Regions from separate parts of the Homo sapiens genome. Here region 1 is linked to region 2. Evidence: read pairs that join two places in POLR2A ChIA-PET (ENCODE). Cell type or tissue: MCF 10A. All regions are shown on one strand. Region 1 has its middle 5.6 kb from the start of SECTM1. Region 2 overlaps FOXK2 (forkhead box K2).

Region 1 (4,000 bases), 180 kb before region 2:
CCAGGCTGGAGTGCAGTGGCACGATCTCAGCTCACTGCAAGCTCCGCCTCTCGGGTTCACGCCATTCTCCTGCCTCAGCCTCCCCAGCAGCTGGGACTACAGGCGCCCGCCACCACGCCCAGCTAATTTTTTGTATTTTTATATACTTGTCAATTTGTATGGGCTTGAGCTATCAGTAATTAAGAGAGATAGGTTGGAATGGCCTCCTATGGTGGGGGCTTAGCAGCCTCTTCTTGTGGTTCTAGGAATTTTTAATCATATATTTGGAGGCTTTTTTTTTTTAAGAGATGGGGTCTCCTGTAGTTGACCAGGCTGGCTTGCAGTGGCTGTTCACTGGCAGGATCGTAGCTCAATGTACCCTGACCTTCTGGGCTCAAGCGATCCTCCAGCCTCAGCTTTCTGAGTAGCTGGCACCACAGGCAGGCACCACAGATAAAAAGTCTAAAATGTTTGCTTCAGTCTTTGTCGTTTTGTTGCTCTTGTTCTTGTCTTGTGCTAACCTAATTCTAATTTATCTATTTTATAATATTCGGAAGTTTTAAAATATGAGGCTAATTTTAAATTCTTACCCAGCATGTGTTTCTGCTTTTGGTGGAATCCACAACCCAGCTTGTTATTTTCCACCTGAAAAGGCTGTGCTCCTCGAACATCCAGTTATGTTGCCCTGAGCCCCTTCACTTGCCAATCTTCTTGGTATTTCTTTTGGGATTTCACTGTCTTTATAGCTTCACTTTATTTTAATTCTATTTATTTATTTATTTGGGGGGGATGGAGTCTCACTATGTTGCCCAGGCTGGAGTGCAATGGCACGATCTCACCTCACGCAACCTCCACCACCCGGGTTCAAGTAATTCTCCTGCCTCAATCTCCCTAGTAGCTGAGATTAGAGGCGTGCACCTGGCTAATTTTTGTATTTTTAGTAGAGACGGGGTTTTGCCGTGTTGGCCAGGCTGGTCTCTAACTCCTGACCTCATAATCTACCCACCTTGGCCTCCCAAAGTGCTGGGATTACAGGCGTGAGCCACCGTGCCCAGCTGTTATAGCTTAATTTTAGAAAGAATGGCATTTTTAGGGCTGGGTGCGATGGCTCATGCCTGTAATCCTAGCACTCTGGGAGGCTGAAGTGAGACAATCTCTTGAGGCCAGGAATTTGAGACCAGCTTGGACAACACAGTGAGACCCATCTTCACAAAAATAAAATAATGAGCCGGGCGTGGTGGCCAGTGCCTGTAGCCCCAGCTACTTGGGAGGCTGAGGTAGGAGGATCTCTTGAGCCTGGGAGGTCGAGGCTGCATTGAACCGAGATCAGGCCACTGCACTGTAGCCTGAGCAACAGAGCGAGACCCTGCCTCAAAGAGAGAGAGAGAGAGAGAGAAAGAGAGAAAGAGAAAATACTTTTAATAGTAATCCTTCCTAGCCAATGAGATAGGAATGCTGGGTGGTCATAGGAGAAATGAGAAATATCAAACAGTAATCTTGCAGAAAAGCAAGAAAGCAGCTGTTAGAATGAGCCACAGAAAGCAACTGTTAGAATGAGCCACGGAAAGCAGCTGTTAGAATGAGCCATGGAAAGCAGCTGTTAGAATGAGCCACGGAAAGCAGCTGTTAGAATGAGCCACAAAGGCAGGGATGAGCCCGGACTGATGAGACCCTCGACCCCACAAGCAGGAGAGGCTACGTTGGAGGAGGCTGGCCGGATCCACCGTGGCACTAGGCTTGACCTGTGCCCACCCCAGACCTAATTGCACACTGACTGCCATTCACAATCACGTACACACCAGCGTCACGGCAGATCCAACCATGCCCATATTTAGTATAAAAATATCTGGCACCCCAATTCTAAGAAATCGTCACCTTTTTCCTAGAAAATCTAATGATTATTCCACCCTCTAACTAGGAAAGCCCATAAAATAGAAACTCAGGCCTCGTTGTGTGTGACTCACTCTCGGAGCACGCCCGTGCCTCTCCTGTGCGCAGGCATTCACTTCACAATAAAAGCTTCTTGCCTTTTGTCTCATTCCTACTCATCCCGAATTCTTCCTCATGATGGTGTCAAGAACCTGGACACCGGCTGGCACTGGGGCTGGCATCTCGCCGGCATCTGCAGACCCTTCTCAGTCCTCCGGCCACAGAGCTGCTGCTTTCCGTCTGACTTAAGCGTCATGGCCGTGCCTGTCCCGGCCAGGAATCCTGTCAATGGCCGTGCCCAGCCCTGCTTGCTCTGCGGAGCCCTGGACTCAGGGGAGCCTCCAATGTGCCCCCAGGACGGTGCTCCGTGCAGGAGGAGTGGTCTGACCACATTCTACTCTCTCCCCTTGGCTGCCTGCCCCTTGATTCCTGGAATTCCCAGAGAATCAGGACGCTGTTCCCGGGAAGACTCTAACCACCAGCAAATGCCCAGGTCCGAGGGTGCCCAAGGTCGCAGGTCCTGGATCTGAAGCTTCCTGGAGATGCCTCCTCCAGCCTCATGGGGAGAGGAGGGAGGGTTCCCAAAGACACCCAAGAGTGAGGATCTGGTTCTGGGCTGCTGGAGAGGAGACGCCTCTGGGAGACCCCCCCAGAGTCCCTGTGCCCCCAAAAGCCCTGCCCCCAACCCCTCCCCCAGTGCTTCTCTGTGCCCTCTCACCAGTGCCTCCCCCAGTGTCCTCTCCCCCCAGTGCCCTCCCCCAGTGCCCTCCCCTGGTATCCTCTCCCCCGTGCCCTCCCCCAGTGCCCTCTACCTTGCCCTCCCCCAAGTGCCCTCCCCTGGTGTCCTCTCCCCCTCTGCCCTCCCCCAGTACCCTCCCCCATGCCCTCCCCCAATGCCCTCTCCCCCAGTGCCCTCCCCCCAGTGCCTTCTTCCCCTGTGCCCTCCCCCCATGTCCTTCCCCCACACCCTCTTCCCCTGTGTCCTCCCTCTGTGCCCTCTTCCCCTGTGCCCTCCCCAGTGCCCTCCCCTGTGTTCTTCCCCAGTGCCCTCTTCCCCATGCCCTCCCCCTGTGCCCTCCCCCCAGTGCCTTCTTCCCCTGTGCCCTCCCCCCATGTCCTTCCCCCACACCCTCTTCCCGTGTCCTCCCTCTGTGCCTCTTCCCCTGTACCCTCCCCCAGTGCCCTCCCCAGCTTCCTCACACCCAGTTCCCCCATGCTGAGAGGCTGTCAGTGATGGAGGTTTGGGGTGGCATTAGACCACCTCCCAGGAAGGGCGAGGAAGCATTTCTGTAACATCAGAATGCGGCAGCAGAACTTCCCTGAGGAGCCGCTGCCCAGAAGAGCTTCCCCCTGACGGTCTTTCTAGGATGAGATTGTCCCGCACCTGCCTCCCCATCTCCTGTCTCGGTTAAATCCCTCTCCGAGGGCATGGGAATGATAGTTGTCTTTGTTCAGCGTATCCGAGATTTTTTTTTTTTTTTTTTGAGACAGAGTCTGGCTCTGTCACCCAGGCTGGAGTGCAGTGGCGTGATCTCGGCTCACTGCAACCTCCACTTCCTGGGTTCACACCATTCTCTTGCCTCAGCCTCCCGAGTCGCTGGAACTACAGGCGCCCGCCACCACGCCCGGCTAATTTTTTGTATTTTTAGTAGAGACGGGGTTTCACCGTGTTAGCCAGGATGGTCTCAATCTCCTGACCTTGTGATCTGCCCGCCTCGGCTTCCCAAAGTGCTGGGATTACAGGCATGAGCCACCACGCCTGGCCAAGAAAAATGGATTCTTATTGCACTGATGCAACCAACTGTATCACCATAAGAGTACTCACAAATAGTTTCCAAATTCTAGAGGAACCAGGGAGAGAAACAAACATGCTCCAAATTTTGTTCACAGGAGAGTACCTTGCTCAATTATTAAAGGCCGTGAACAGTTCAAGTTTCTTTGACTCTGAAAAACAAAACAAGGATCAGCAATATTCTAAAAGGTGCTTTCTGAGGGCCGTCCATTTAGTTCACTTTTTTTTTTGAGATGGAGTCTCGCTCTGTCCCCCAGGCTGGAGTGCAGTGGTGTGACCTCAGCTCACTGCAAGCTCCAC
Region 2 (4,000 bases):
TTGTCTTTTGTTGTTGTTGTTGTTCAGTCGTTTTCAGTAGTGAGCTGTTTCAAGAGTGCGGTGTTTTAAGCAGGAAGGACTCCTTTTTCCCTGCCGTGTTTTCAGTAGGCCAAATTGGAAGACGCTTCAAGCATGATGGATTTTCAATCTGTGCTCTGAACCTTAAAATTTAGGGAAAACTAGATGCTTTTCGCATAACTTCTACAAAAAGACAGTTGATTAGGAATTATTACAAGGTCATGTAGAGTGTTAAGTCAGCCTGATAGGGAACTGCCTATCCTGCTACAAAACAATTTAGCTTGGTCCTGTGGTTTTATGAAGTTATCGTTTACTCTGCTTGAAACACAAACTTGCTGTCTAGGAAATGCTAATTATTCCTCAGGGGCTCACTTCTAGATCATTGCAAGTACAGCCTTTGTCCACACAAACTGGAATTTTTTTGTTTTTTGTTTTTTGAGACGGAGGCTCACTTTGTCGCTCAGGCTGGAGTGTAGTGGCGCGATCTTGGCTCACTGCAATCTCCGCCCTTTGAGTTCAAGTGGTTCTCCTGCCCCAGCCTCCCGAGTAGCTGGGATTACAGGCGCCTGCCACCGCGCCCGGCTAATTTTTTGTATTTTTAGTAGAGACGGGGTTTCACCATCTTGGCCAGGCTGGTATTGAACTCCTGACCTCGTGATCCACCCGCCTCGGCCTCCCAAAGTGCTGGGATTACAGGCGTGAGCCACCGCGCCCGGCCTACAAATTGGAATTTTTAACGCTTTCGGTTGTTGGAGATGCTGGTAAGAGCTGTTGCTTTTCTTCTTGACTTGCGTGTTGTGTGTGTGTGCATGCGCTGTTCTGTTTCTTAGCATGGAAAGGTGCACCAGCATATTCCTTAAACTTTGGTAGTAGCATTTTAAAGAATGTTATTTTCAGGCCGGGCGCGGTGGCTCACGCCTGTAATCCCAGCACTTTGGGAGGCCGAGGCGGGTGGATCACGAGGTCAGGAGGTCGAGACCATTCTGGCTAACACGGTGAAACCCGTCTCTACTAAAAATACAAAAAAAAAAAAAAAATTAGCCGGGCGCGGTGGCGGGCGCCTGTAGTCCCAGCTACTCAGGAGGCTGAGGCAGGAGAATGTGAACCCTGGAGGTGGAGCTTGCAGCCAGCGAGATCGCACCACTGCACTCCAGCCTGGGGGACAGAGGAAGACTCCGCCTCAAAAAAAAAAAAGAAATTTTCAAATGAAAATGCTATTTATGTGTGTTTATACTGTAGACGGTATGAAATCAATGGTAGGGTCCTAATGGCTACCCTTTAATCTGACTTTTTTTTTTTTTTTTTTTTTTTTACAAAATACTGTGTCACAACAAAGGAAGTTTGCGTCTACTGTGAGGATCTTGAGTTTTTGTTTGTTTGTTTTTGATTTTGAGACACGGTCTCTGTGACCTAGCCTGGAGTGTACTGGTATGATGACAGCTCACTGCAGCCTCAAACTTCTGGGCACAAGCGATCCTCCTGCCCCAGTGCTCAGGAGTTTGAAGTTGCTGTGAGCTATGATTGCACCACTGCATTCCAGGCTGGGATTACAGGTGTGAGCTATGATCTCACCACTCCTCCCACATACCTGGCCAAGATTTTGAGTTTTTTGGAATTTTTTTTTTTTTTTCCTGAGACGGAGCCTTGCTCTGTCCCCCAGGCTGGAGTGCAGTGGCGCAATCTCGGCTCACTGCAAGCTATGCCTCCCGGGTTCACATCATTCTCCTGCCTCAGCCTCCCGAGTAGCTGAGACTACAGGCACCCGCCACTACGCCCAGCTAATTTTTTTTTGTATTTTTAGTAGAGACGGGGTTTCACCATGCTAGCCAGGATGGTCTCGATCTCCTGACCTCATGATCTGCCCGCCTCGGCCTCCCAAAGTGCTGCGATTACAGGCATGAGCCACTGTGCCTGGCCCGATTTTGAGTTTTTAAAGAAAATTCTCCTCACCATTCAGCCAGAACGATTTGTATTGAATTGAATTCTGCACATGCTAACATGATAAACATGGAGATAAGTTGACCTTTCAGTGAGGGCCAGAATTCAGACCTTATTTTTTTGAGACGGAGTCTCGCTCTGTTGCCAGGCTGGAGTACAATGGCGTGATCTTGGCTTGCTGCAACCTCCGCCTCCCTGGTTCAAGCAATTCTTGTGCCTCAGCCTCCTGAGTAGCTGGGATTACAGGCACACGCCACCACACCCAGCTAATTTTTGTATTTTTAGTAGAGATGGGGTTTTACCATGTTGGCCAGGATGGTCTTGATCTCCTGACCTCGTGATCCACCCGCCTTGGCCTCCCAAAGTGCTGGGATTACAGCTGTGAGCCACCACGCCTGGCCGAATTCAGACCTTTTGAACAGTAGGAATGAGTCTTGCAGTAGAGATGAGTAAGAAGGGCAGTGAGATGGAGGCTGGGCCTCCCACTTGTGCTCAGGGAAGAGTCTTGTGGCCACCGAGGTGAACATGTATCCTGGACTTCTCATGGGCCTGGGACTCTCTACCCGTACTGAGTACACAAGGGGATGAGTGGCTTTTTTCACAGAGGGGAGTTTAGCATTTGTGCGGTGTGAATTAAATTATTAACCTAGAGGATATTTCAGCACTTCCTTTTTTGTAAGGTATCATTTCCAAATTTGTGGTGTAGGGCAGTAACACAGGTTAATGGAATAAATCATAAAGAATTGGTACCAGTGAAATGCAGATAAATTGTTTAAAATCTTTTTTTTTTTTTTTTAAGACAGAGTTTTTCGCTCTTGTTGCCTAGGCTGGAGTGCAATGGTATGATCTCGGCTCATTGCAACCTCCGCTTCCTGGGCTCAAGCGATTCTCCTGCTTCAGCCTCCCGAGTACCTGGGATTACAGGTGTGCACTACACCACCGCACCCAGTTAATTTTGTATTTTTAGTAGAGACAGGGTTAATCCATGTTGGTCAGGCTGGTCTTGAACTCCTGACCTCAGGTGATCTGCTCACCTCCGCCTCCCAAAGTGCTGGGATTACAGGTGTGAGCCACCACACCTGGCCCTAAAATCTTTTTTTCTGAATTTAAGCTCAGTGTTCAGGTTGATGATACAAGTTCTTTTTAAGTTTAAAAATCAAATTAAATGTATAAGCTTGAAAGCACACGTAACTTAGAGTAATTATGTAAAGGCCAAAGTATTATTACGAGTCTCACTCTGTTGTCCAGGCTGGAGTGCAGTGGCGTGATCTTGGCTCACTGCAACCTTGGCCTCTTGGATTCAAGCCATTCTCCTGCCTCAGACTCCCCAGTAGCTGGGATTAAGGAGCCCACCACCAGGCCTGGCTTTGTGTTTTTTGTAGCAACAGAGTTTCACCATGTTGGCCAGGCTGGTCTCAAACTCCTGAACTCAGGTGATCCGTCCCGCCTCCGCTTCCCAAAGTGCTGGGATTATAGGTGTGAGCCACTGCGCCTGTCCTAAGGCTGAAATATTATTAATGCTTATTTCAGATTTGTCTACTAAATTTAACATCACTGTAGAGTTAGAAAATAATGTAACAACCCGTCGTTGGTCTCTTATTTGAACCACAATGATTTTATTCAAATTCCAACTTCAAAATGAATTTATGTTTTGAATTTATATTAAAAATTATCAGAAAATTTGCAAGAGTACATAAGTAGTTTAGGTTTAAAATTTGGCTCATTTCATTGAAATAATAATGTATTAATGTGGGGGAAGAGAGAAAGATGAGGACTATGATCCTGTCCTTGTCTGCTGTATTTTAATAATTTGACTAAGATGTGGATCCAAGTACTGTTTCCACAGTGGCTGGGGAGCCTCGAGCCCAGTGTGATTGGTGGGGGCTCAGTGTGTACAAAGATTGTCAGGGTGTGTGGTTTTCTGGAAAACAAATGGCTTCTTCAAGTCCTTGATTTTTGGATACACAGGATGCAGGGCTGTGTGTAAGGAAAGGCAGCGTTTTCCTCTCTTAGAGCCTCTGACTGACCTGAGGCGCAGGTGTTC

What was found. Peaks named below come from ENCODE experiments on the same cell type or tissue, not always from the same donor. Only the 100,000 strongest peaks of a DNase experiment are listed, where the experiment ranks them.
Region 1: POLR2A ChIA-PET joins it to region 2 with 7 read pairs; 4 of 35 experiments call an interaction of 5 or more read pairs at or near these places.

The regions. Positions count from the first base shown.
Region 1 is chr17:82,337,326-82,341,325 of GRCh38, forward strand. No RefSeq gene overlaps it. Among named protein-coding and RNA genes, the nearest start is that of SECTM1, 5.6 kb to the left of the region's middle. In MCF 10A, no CTCF peak of the experiment used is centred here; a DNase peak (open chromatin) is centred at 1,966.
Region 2 is chr17:82,520,736-82,524,735 of GRCh38, forward strand. The region is part of intron 1 of FOXK2 (forkhead box K2); the gene reads left to right. Among named protein-coding and RNA genes, the nearest start is that of FOXK2, 3.0 kb to the left of the region's middle. In MCF 10A, no CTCF peak of the experiment used is centred here; a DNase peak (open chromatin) is centred at 1,546.